Linked DNA regions of Homo sapiens: region 1 is linked to region 2. A link is a contact called in ENCODE Hi-C or POLR2A ChIA-PET data. All regions are on one chromosome and are shown on one strand. The core of a region is the stretch at or near the end of the contact, and the rest is flanking DNA. Distances in the headings are between cores, read along the strand shown.

Region 1 (6,357 bases), core at 3,645-6,144, 230 kb after region 2:
TGTGACATTACATTGCATCAAGTCTACCAATAACAATATATAAACATATCTGTTTCATACTTTGTAATGAAACCATCTGTTAATTGAGACCTTACCTCACTTTTTATTGATTTTCCCCTTAGTTTAGTTTCTTTACAGTCAGATTTTTTTAAAACTGTAGGTCATAAAACAAATTTAGCAGCTCTCTAATAGCATTTCTTTAAAATTGAATAGCATAGAAGAGACTATAATAATGTCAAGTAGAAAAATATCAGAGTGCAATATAATAGTAAAGTACGTAATGTTTTTGTGAAACATACTTAGTTTATTTGTGTCTAAGTGTTCTATGTGTCTGTTCCATAATGTATTTCATATTGTGGGTCACAATAAAAATTTGAAAGCCACTGCAGTAGTAATATTTTCTATTGCTTTTCATTGCACTCTTGTTATATTGGCTATGATTAAACCTTGAGTCCAAATGAACCTAGGTTTTTAATGAAGTGACAAGTGACACAGACTGACCTCATTTATAAGCCTGGCACACAGGCAAGCATCTGTTTTAGTGAACTCTAGTTACATTTTACCAGATGAAATGCTGCTAGCTTGGGAGTGAAACTATCATTTGTAATGTTATTTTAACATTGCTTTTCTATTCTGGATTCTAAACTATTAAATTAGAGACAATATATAAAGATATAACCAATTAGTTGTATATTTTCTAAGACACCAGCTTCTAAAATAATCATTCATTTCTTTCAACAATTATTGAGTGTCTACTATATGTCTAATGATATTCTACATGCCAGAGATGTAGTGGTGGAAAAGACAAGAAAGGTTGTTGAAATAAACATATTTTACATTAAACATTTATATTATACTTGAGGTACTTGTGATTAAAGTAACATGACATAGACTTTTTTAAGATTTAGAAGCAAACTACAAGATAAAGAAAGAAAGAAAACTTAAAAAAAAAACACCTTCAACTTAGACAACAGACGTCACACCACAGAAGGTACTGCATAGGATATTTAAAACTAGATGAGGCAGGGTGTGGTGGCTCATGCCTCTAACCCAGAAACTTTGGAGGGTTGGGGTAGGGCATCATGTGAGGCCAGGAGTTTGAGACTAGCCTGGGCAACATAGTGGGACTGTGTCCCTGGGCAACATAGTGGGACCGTGTCTCTGCAAAAAAAAAAAAAATAAAAATAAAAAATTAGCCACAGTTGGTGGCTGTGTTAGTCTGTTTTCACTGTGCTATAAAGAACTACCTGAGACTGGGTCATTTATAAAGAAAAGAGGTTTAATTGACTCACAGTTCTGCATGGCTGGGGAGGCCTCAGGAAACTTACAATCATGGGGAAAGGCAAAGGGGCAGCACGGCATGTCTTACATGGCAGCAGGAGAGAGAGAAAGAGAGAGGGGAAGTGCCACCCTTTTAAAACCATTAGGTCTTGTGAGAACTCCCTCACTATCATGAGAACAGCATGCGGGAAACGGACCCCATGATCCAGTCACCTCCCACCAGGTCCCTCTCTCAACATTTGGGGATTACAATTCTAGATGAAATTTGAATGGGGACATAGAGCCAAACCATATCAGTGGTGCTCACTTGTGGTCCCACCTACCGTGACACTGAGATGGGAGGATAGCTAGAGCCTGAAGGTCAAGGCTGCAGTAAGCCATGGCAACGCCACTGCAATAGCCCTTCTCAAAAAAAAAAATAAAAAAATAAAAAATAAATGAATAAAAGTAGATAAGACAAATGGCATATTTCACAAAATGATTTTTAATCTATTTCTTATGTAAAAATTAGAAAACATATGCTTATACCTAACACAATTTGCCAGAAAAAAATGAGTCTTGCACAGGAGGGAATTAATATTTATGCTACTGTTGTGTTGTACTTAAAAAGTTTAAAGTTCTCCACTGAGAGTAAAGTAATAGATTTTTTAAATTGCATATTAGATGGAGAGTAAACCTTGAACTTTACATATGAAATTTCTTTGATTTATCCTTGTAGTTTTATATATGAATGGTGGTGAAAAGTAATAGCATTTATCGTTTAAAATTTCAGAAACAGTCTGTTTTTATTCGTAACACTATTTGTAATGACTATGCTAGGATTTATAAAATTTATTCTCTTTGCCTTATGACATTAAAAAACTATAATTCAAAATATGTCAATTGAAGGCCTTATATTATAGACTAAGATGCTAGGTTGGGAAAAATAAACATATTTGACCTCACTGAGGAAGTATGTCAACAAAATGTAAGTAAATGATTTAAGTTATTATTAAATATATGTCTTCATGTATTTTTTAATACCATTGCATGTCTTCATACTGCTTTCTGTATCATTATTCTCACTTGCTTCCCAAGCTGTCTTTTGTCATTTTTAACTGCTCCTTTGAAGCTGTTTAGGAATATAAGTCTTTCTTGGTCACTTCTGGAAATTTATTTTACCAAATTTAACCCAGTGGCTGTTTCCGTGTTATTTAATTTTTTCTCAAAGTGTCCTCTAACCTCAATCATTTATTGAAGGTTTGCTTCACTTTTCAGAGTGAGTACTACATATATTATTTTCATTTGGGAGAAGGACTAAGAGAGAAAAGGAGAGTTATCTACATAGGAGGGAAAAATAACGTGTTTTATTGATCATTTTTAAACTCAAAAAAGTATTTATTAGAGAAATGAGAAAATTCATGTTTGAGACAATGTTGAAAGTTTAGAATGTGGGACACACATAGTAATGCAGAAATTTCCCGTGTTAAAGTCCTCTAACTGTGATCACTTGAAAATAAAAACTAAACTGTTTAAATCTGGCTTGACTTCTTTTTAATGGTGTTAAGTTTCAAGGATGTATTTAAACATTTTTCATCTTATTGAAGTATTTGCTTCCTTTGCATTCACATTAGAGAAGCTATAGTTGCTTCAGTTGGACTACATTTTCCTAAGGTGAACAGTTTGGGTTGAGTCCACACTAAACTAAGAAAATACTTAGACAAAAGATTATCTTTGACAAATATATCAGTGAGTGATCAGAATATATAAATAGAAATATTGATTTTGAAAAACAAGATAAAAATCAAATGGGAATTTTTACATATGCTAAAAAAATTAAAATAAAAACACTGTATCCGTGTCTCTTCAGAAATCTTTTGTATTACTTCTCTTTTGTCACCAAAAAAAATATTCAGTACAACTCTTAGATGTTAATGAAAGAAAAAACACATTATTTATTTCTTCTCGTATTTTTCTTTTCGCTCTTTCTGAGAGACAGAGGATCTGACATAATGCAAAATTTAAGACAAAAAAAAAAATACCTGGAAGAAATGAGCATGGAGAGGGAGTAATTTTGAATGATTATGCTTTCCCAATTCCTCTGTAAGCCTCCTTTTTTTCCCCAAACTGTATTTAGCATTGTTCCTGAATCAACAAAAACATTGCCTTACTCTTAGCTTTTTATAACACCAATAATGAACAATGTGACAAGAATATTCATATCTGGGGAGAAATAGGATGTAAGATTTTGAAAGTTCAAGGTGCTAAATTTTTTGAACTCATTACATATTTGGATAATTCTTAAATTAGCATTTATTGGCTGATGATGTTTTGATCAGGAAAAATTATCAAGAACATTTGATTTTTTACTAAATTGTATGTGTTCAGACACTCAAAATTCTTTGTTGGGGCTCTAGGAATACTCAGATCTGATCACATTTTAAGAAATTTTATCATTCAGATTCGTTTACTAAAACTCATCAGTAATGAGTTCTGTATGTTTTGTTGTTATTTATGTTTATCCAAGCTGTTATGTTGACCTTTTAAAAATGCTGTTTCTCCTTAAAATTAAGAATAACTATTTTTCCCTTCTTTTAGAAAGCTAAGGAGGAAATGTGGACCTGATAGCTGCAAAAGCAAATTGAACTAAAATAAAAAGTTCGGAGTTCAAGGACTCCAAACTTTTCAATCGGTTTTCTCTTCTTCTTTATTAAATGTATTGCCACTAGAAGCAAATAACTGATGCAGTTTCTGCCAGATAATGGCAATAATAAAGGTGAAATGTGAATATTTTTTAAATTATATCTAAAATCATCCACATCATTTAGCTTGTGGATGTACAGGTAGTTTCTATTTGGGAGTGGGGCTAGGTAACTCATCATTATAAAAATGGTATCCAAGCAAGGATCACAATACCTGTACCACTGCCATTGTAAACATTGGATGGCAATATACATGAAACTGATGAACATGAGAACAAAACAAAATAAAAAGTGTAATACATTTTATTTATGCTCCATGGGAGGTGGTAACCTGTGGGGATCAGCACACTCAGCAAGCGGTCCCCGCGCATTAGAGGTGAATCAGACACTTGAACATCTGTCCACTTCATGGAAGACGTTTCATCTCAGAATACACGTACTAATAAACAACAGTTGGAGACAATTGTCTCTGACATTCAACATAATGCTGAGCTGAGGCTGAAAGAAGGAAGGGTGGAATTGTATTTCCTTTGGTAAAGCAAAAACAGCCGTGAGTACAGCCTCTTCTAAAAATCTGATATTTAAAGAGAATTGTAAGACATCAAAATGTTCAATTTGGAATGAAGAGTGGCCGAAGTTACTGGAAAGCTCGTGCCTCCGTCTGCAAAATCACTGGCCAGGAAAGCAAAAACTTTTCCAACACCCAATTTTAATATTGTGCTAAAGCTATTGACTCTGTTAAACCTCTAGAGTTAAATATGATCCCCTCCCCAGCCCCCACCTTTTCTCTCTTAGGTTAGTGTCTGGGGGACAAGGAGGGGGCTGGAGCTTGGCCCCAACCTCGGAATTGCTGCCAAGGGCTTGTAATACAATCTCTCCCCGTTTGAAGGGTAAATCAGTGTCAACTGCATTTGCGTCCACCAAAAAAAGTAAGCATTTTACTTCCGCTCGGTCTATGAGGACTGATGAAATGTAGGAAATCTGTTTCTGGCAGGGAGAAAAAATCGTTTTCCCAAACAGCACTAAAAGGAGCCATCAGAGAAGTATGAAGAGGGGTAGTGCGGCTGTAGCTGCTGCCGCTGCCGCCAGGCTGGTGGGGTGCGGGGAGCGGCTGCTGCAGGACCTGTGCCTGGAGGGGGCCGGCCCCGAGAAGCTGCAGGAGCCCAGCCCGGAGCCCAAGCGCCTCTGAGAGCCGCCAGCAGCCCAGCTCGGGACGCGGGGGTGAGCACGACTGGCTGGCCCAGTTCTGCGCCAACGCCGCCGCAGCGTGCGCGCACCGCAGCCGGGGCTCACGGGAGCCCCTGCCTGTCTACTGCACCCGGGGCGGCGGGGGAGGGGAGAGGTCATTAAAAAATAACCTCAGGAACGAGGCGGGGAAGAGTGAAGAGCCGCGGACAGTTGGACAGGCTCTTTCTCTAAGAGTGGGTATTCACTGCAGGGGGTGACTTTCTGATTCTCTGGAAACAACCATGTGTTCCTTATCCCTATTGCGGAACACCCCGGACAACCGCAGCACGTAAGCCCGCTGGGGTGGCTCTGCCAACCAGGGACAGAGTGAGGATTTTTAATGAACACATCGATTATAAATGCACACATATGCATTCGTGCACAAGAGTATCTGTAATGCATGCTCAGCATTGTCTGTTATGGTGGGGTGGGATAGAGCCAGAATGGTCTTAAAGGGCTGATCCTGAATGTTTTACTTGAGTCGTTGAGGCCAGGATGGGAGGAAAGAGCGCCACATGTGTGATCTGGGGTGATACTCACTGTGTCTGATGAGTTTGATGAAATTGAGTTTTATGTGAATAAACAAACGCTAGCCGATATATATCAACACACTTTGGGGAGATTTTGCGTGGTATCGTTCTTTTTGTTCAGTCCAAAGTTGAGACTGGAATCTGAAATTGTTTGGGGAACAAAGGAGGCAATTTTGCTTTGGAGACATTATTTATACTGGCAAAATTAAATTCTGTCAACTCAGTATGGTAAATTACCATTAACTTAGCCCAGGTATCCGAAGAAGTTTCCATTGTCTTGAATGAAGAGGGAGCAAAAGCGAGGGTTAACAGATTCTGTTTCTACATTCTAAAAACAATTGAGGTTGGGGGAGGGTTGTTAATTCTTTTCCCAGTTAACCTTTTTGAAATCACAGTCTTTACCCTCTCCATCTTCTTCATCTTCATCCTCTCACCTCCGTGATCTTCTTACAGTGAAGAGTTTGCAAAACTTTATTCTTATAAAATTATCTCCTCCAACCCTCTCCAACAAGGTTAGATCAGTTGTGTATGAGAGATCTTATGCCAAGGAAATAAGATCTGCTTGTGCACAGGAACACCCATTTGACATCCTAGTATTAAAATAAAGGCTTAGACAGTTTGGATGTACCAGCCTGGCA
Region 2 (5,974 bases), core at 984-3,483:
ATTATAAATGAGGGGTTCATGGAAAATCAGATCTGAATCCAGAGCACACGTGCACTCTGAGGATACTAGAATGTGCTTACTAGGTGCCTGGACAATCCTTAGCTTGATTTAATCTTTTCAATGTTGTAAACAGATGTCTTCAGGAAAATTGTGTTATATGTGCTCCAAAACTTAGGTTGGAAAGAAACACAAGGCGCAAACGCTTTAGTCCAGATGAATGGATATGTGAAGTGGGTAAAGTGACTCAGGCAATCTATCATCCTCTAATTACTAAGCTTATAAAATGTATGCTTTGGAAATGTTTTGAAGTGTCTGCAAAATGCATTCCAGAAAAGTCATCAGAGTGTGTAGTACCATTTCCTGGGTACTAATAAAATACACTCTCTCTCATTAATGCCCTATTAATAATCACTTCAGCCATCAATACCTTATTATTAATTGACTTATTAGAGAAGGCAAAAGAAAAAATACAACTGGCAACCCTCAATTTTGGAGCTTAAATTTCAAGTAATGTTTGTAACACATTAAATCTTGTGTGCATTACAAAATATTTTATAAAAATTGGGTCATGAAGTACATTCTATTTTTAACATGCCTTTCTTTTCACTTAACACTGCACAGTGAGCACTTTTCCACATGACTGCATATTCTCCTATATGTTCAATTTTAATGGCTGCATATAGTTTTATCATCCAGCTGTAACACAGATTTTTTTTTAAATTCTTCGACATTTATGTGGATTCTAAAATTTTACTGTTATAAAATAGTATAAAAACTAAATTCGCGTAGCTAAATTTTTGCCCGGGTCTATGATTTTTTTTTCTTTCAGAATAATTCAAAGTGAGCATTTCTCAAGTCTTAAAAGGCCCTGATTTAATTGCAGCTGTTGGTCAGGCCTGGGTGCTCCCTGAGCCCTCCTCAGAGATGAGGTGCCTTGAGTGTGATACTGCAGGGCTTCTTACAGGCTACTTGACAACAGCCAGGTTCACTCTTACCCACAATGGGAAGAGAGTGGTTTCCCTGAAGGATCACGCAGTTCTGTGTAAATGATATGGCAAGCTACTCCCTGCCGTTCCAGGGCTGGGGTGCAGGGACCTCAGAGAAGGCGGTTTTGAAGGATTCCACTTTGAGCACAATCTGGCTCTGCAGCCAGGCCTCTCAGCACTCATGAATTTCCATTTTAAAACAACAACTGCTCTTTGAATTGAAATTCTATAGCCAGAGAATAAGAACAAAATGAAAGCCTTTATCCTTAATGAAGGTTTATGACAATAAGGTGATTTTGAGTATTTCTTAATATTATTATGTGTTCAATGGAAAATCATTTTGTTTTCTTTGGTAGAACATAAATAATTAAAAATAATTTTTCCCAAACCAAATGCAAATACTTAGATATCTGAGGGGAAAGAAACAAAAACAATAACAAATGATCCAAGTGATCCAGAGCTCTTCCATTTTAATCTTCACACTTTCCTTTGAGGAAAATACTTTTATGTATAATCTATAAGTAAAGATTCATTTATATGTTTATAAACCACATCAGACATGTTGAAACAATAAAACAAAACATGTTTTTGTTCTTATATAATTTTTATAATTGTCAAAGAAAGTATAAGGAAAAAGTCACCTGTAATTGCATCACCCAGTGGTTATCTCATTGTATTCATTTCTTCAACCGTTTTCTTACATTTAGCTTGATTTAAAAACAACTATTATAACCATTTGCTCCTATGAGTATCTTTGTAGCTATATTTTGTTCAAACCTCTATTTATTTCTTGAAAAAGTTGCCCACAGGAAGACTGCATCAATTTGCTCACTCACCAACCATATATAAGAGGTAGTCATATAACTATTAATGGTTTATATCTAGTGAAACTGAAGGCTGCAAACGTCAAAATGGTTCCAACATTAGTGTCAGTAAATAAGGGTTGGACATGAATCCTTGCTTCCTTCCAGTTTATTCTGTTGCGCCTCCTAGGAGGAGAATGACCAGATTCGCTGACATTTGGGGCCAGGAGTGGTGGGGAGAACGTCTGAGACACACGCATAGGGTTTTGTTTTGTTTTGTTTTTTGTTTCAGGAAGCAGTCAGTTGCCCAAAGAACAATAGTTAGGAAACCAAGCCCTCAGAGGACCGCATTAACTTGTGCAGTAACAAGTTCAGGGACGCTGGGTGTCTCAGCTGTTCAATAACAAGAGAGGGGCAGAAAGGAAGGTTGCCATGGTGATGGCTTGCCGCACGTGCCGCATGGGGGTGGGGGCGGAGGTGACTTTCTGCAGAGCTAAATGAAGCTGTGGAAGTCGCCTCTCCTTGGCCTTGGGATGCGGCCCAAATTTGAGGCGTCTCGGCCGCTGCCTGGAGCCGGGCTGGAAGCACACTGGATCCCTTGGGGAAGGCAGGCTGCCCTTAGCATACAGAAACCCCCTCCTGGCAGCCATTTTATCGCATCTCTTATTCTTTGGCTTCTTCCCGGCTCAGGCCTCAGTGAAGCCCAGTTCACTCCAGGGTCTGCGGCGGGAGGCGGGCGCGCCCCACAGTGCGGGCTCGCCACGCGGTCCCTTGGCCTTCCCCATCTTACTTGCAGCTTCGCGCCGGGAAGGGTTGGTTTTCGTGGTGGTTTGATGTTGGGAGGGGAAATGGAAATTAAATTCCCGGCAGACTGGGTTGCGATCTCACATCTTGATCCTACTGCGGGTGCGTAAAGAAAACGGAGACGCAGATGTGATTCGTAAGTGAAGGCTGTAGTCTTGGCGCACTTGGCAAAGGCTTTTTATTTCATACATTATTTGTATTCTGCCGCAGTGATTTCGGAGGCAAAGCAGACGCGCACTAGCCTGGAATTAAGACACGTATTCACACATTGGTTAAGGACGCCAAGCAGATACTAATCCGTGGTGTTTTCACAGAAAAGAGAAAATGCACAGGCAGCACATGTCTTTCTATTTCACTCCGCTGCAGTGGGGAGATGCAAGGCAGGGCCTGAGTAATAGTATGCTTGATTAAATTCGGTCGCATTGCCTGCTTTAGGCATTTCATTTTTCCACCTGATGGATGGGGTGACACTAAACTGTGGCATTTTCTTTGTCTGCACTGTGTTTTGTATGTGCTACATGGCATGCAGTTTAGTGCAGAACTGGTTTTTTTGACAACTGGAAATAGTAACTTCTGTAATTACTGTACAGTGATGTAATCCAATGAAAAATCTTTTGGGTGGGGGGAAGAACTTAGGCAGAAAAGATTGTTAAAGGCAGTGATGATGGGATTTGGAGGTATAAAAAGGATGACAAAGCAGAAATAACTTCACTGCCCTCAAGCTAGGAGCAAAGTTCATTTATAATTCTCATAGTTACAGAAACTAAAAGCTAAAAAATGGTTCCGTGAGACAAAATCTTTTCTAACATTGCCTTTTCACAGTTGGAGAAATAAAGATTTGAAGAGGTAAAGAATTAACTTACCAAGGTCACAAAGCCGTAGGAATACAGACCTGCTTTTCTGGTTTAACTACGCTAAGTCAAAAAAAGCGAGATATGGAATTAACTGCATTGAAAAATGAATGATTCTCAAACTTTTTATCTCAGCCTCCTTCACACTCTCAATTATTGAGGACCCTAAGGGCTTTCGTTTTTGTGAACTGTATCTATCACTGTTTATCATGCTAAAATGCAAAATTTGGAATAAAAATACTTATTAATTCATTTTAAAATAGCAATAAAACATTAGATGATAACCCAAATAACTCATTTTTATGAAGAAGAAAATTAATGAGAAGGGATACATAGATTTCCATTTTTTGAAAATTAGTGTGGAGCTTATAGTTCGAGTCTCATCTCTGCTTCTGCATTCAATCTGTTTTAATGTGTTGCTTTGATTAACATACATGAAGAAATCTAGCCACTCATACCAAAAGAGAGGACCTGGTACCAGAAAGAGTCTTGAGAACTCTCAATAAGAGGTGTGCTGCTCCACTTGTGGAGAGTGTTTTAATAACCAGTTCATCATTGAAGAGAAAGCCCACTTTGTAGCACTGCCAATTTCTCTGGTGTAAATACTCCCAACATGGCTGGTAATGCAAAGTTGGGAAAAGACAGGCAGTAGCACATTATTCTATAGTATTTCTACCATACAAATACAACAGCTAGAAATAACCACAAGAGCCTAACAAGATTGTAATAAAATGTAGTAAAATGATTAGGAAATGATGGGTTGTGAATATTTATTATCTTTACGTTAATATAATTTGTTTAATTGACGTTTTTATAATATACTTTTTAATAATGATTATGTTTAAGGACTGACTCACAAAATTCTTTAAAATTTGACAGTGAGGACTGCTGAGTCAAATGGTATTTCTGGTTCTAGATCCTTCAGGAATCGCCACACTGTCTTCCACAATGGTTGAATTAATTTACATTCCCACCAACAGTGTAAAAGCATTCCTCTTTCTTCACAGCCTCGCCAGTATCTGTTGTTTCTATATTTTTAAATAATCGCCATTCTGATTTGTGTGAAGTGGTATCTCATTGTGGTTTTCATTTGCATTTCCTTAATGATCAGTGAAGTTGAGTATTTTTTCATGTTTGTTGGCCATATACATGTCTTCTTTTGAGAAATGTCTGTTCATGTCCTTTGCCCACTTTTTGAAAGGTTTGTTTTTTTTTCTTGTAAATTTGTTTAAGTTCCTTGTAGATTCTGGATATTAGAATAAAAATTATTCTATTATAAAGGTACATGCATGTGTATGTTCATTGTAGCACTATTCACAATAGCAAAGACATGGAATCAACCTAATTGCCCATCAATGATAGACTGGATAAAGAAAATGTGGTACATGTTTATGATGGAATACTATGCAGCCATAAAAAGCAACAAGATCATGTCTTTTGCTGGGACATGGATGGAGCTGGAAGCCATTATCCTCAGCAAACTAACACAGGAACAGAAAACCAAACACCACATGTTCTCACTCATAAGTGGGAGCTGAACAATGAGAACACATGGACACAGGAAGGGGAACAACACACACTGGTGCCTGCTGGGGGTTGGGGGAGGGAGAGCATCAGGATAAATAGCTAATGCATGTGGGGCTTAATATCGAGGTGATGGGTTGATAGGTACAGCAAACCACCATGGCACATGTTTACCTATGTAACAGACATGCACATCCTGCACATACATCTCAGAACTTAAAATAAAATAAAATACACACTTTGGGAGGCCAAGGTGGGCAGATCATGAGGTCAGGAGATTGAGACCATCCTGGCTAACAGGGTGAAACCCCATCTCTACTAAAAATACACAAAAAAAATAAAATTAGCCTGGTGTGGTGGCGGGTACCTGTAGTTCCAGCTACTCGGTAGGCTGAGGCAGGAGAATGGCGTGAACTCGGGACGCGGAGCTTGCAGTGAGCCTAGATTGCGCCACTGCACTCCAGCCTGGGCGGCAGAATGAGACTCTGTCTCAAAAAAATAAAATAAAATAAAATAAAATAAAATAAAATAAAATAAAATAAAATAAAATAAAATAAAATAAAATAAAATAAAATAAAAAAATAATAATAATAAATAAAATTTGACAGTGGGTCCTCAAGAGATGTCAGAAGCTGCTCCAGCACACCACTACCTCCAGGGATCCTCAAACCATAATGGGACAACCAGTGTATGAAGTTAATTCAACAAAAATTATTAAGCACTTAGTTTGTGCTAATGTGTGGATAATACATGTATTGAAATACAGAAATAAAAGAGTAATATCAAGGGTGGGGAAAAATAACTACAAAATGCAATAATTTGTGCTTAGTCCATTCAGGCTGTTATAAGAAAATACCATAAATGGGGTGGCTTATAAACAAACATCCATTTCTCACAGTTTTGGAGGCTGGGAAGTCCAGGATCAAAGCACCAGCAGATGCAGTGTCCGGTGAGGGCCCCTTTTCTGGCTCATAGGTGGCAACTGTTTGCTGTGTCCTTCACATGG

The links. Hi-C counts contacts between places; a loop is a spot of excess contacts on that map. ChIA-PET counts read pairs that join two places held with the same protein, here RNA polymerase II (POLR2A). Pooled maps may share reads with other maps.
Region 1: a map with no recorded cell type shows a loop between it and region 2 (6-fold over the local background). The contact joins the promoter of GAS2 here to the enhancer-like site in region 2. A Hi-C loop is called at or near these places in 3 of 37 single-sample maps with no recorded cell type and 3 of 50 pooled maps. POLR2A ChIA-PET finds 5 or more read pairs at or near these places in 1 of 52 experiments (CD4-positive, alpha-beta T cell).

What each region holds. Positions count from the first base shown.
Region 1 is chr11:22,661,717-22,668,073 of GRCh38, forward strand. It overlaps GAS2 (growth arrest specific 2), which reads left to right and starts at 4,895. Exons shown (of 8, transcript NM_001143830.3): 1 at 4,895-5,183. RefSeq lists a silencer at 4,975-5,134.
Region 2 is chr11:22,430,243-22,436,216 of GRCh38, forward strand. No RefSeq gene overlaps it. Among named protein-coding and RNA genes, the nearest start is that of LINC01495, 59 kb to the right of the region's middle. Within about 2 kb of position 2,234, at least 7 of the 41 ENCODE cell types and tissues checked have a DNase peak (open chromatin) inside an H3K27ac peak, as active enhancers do.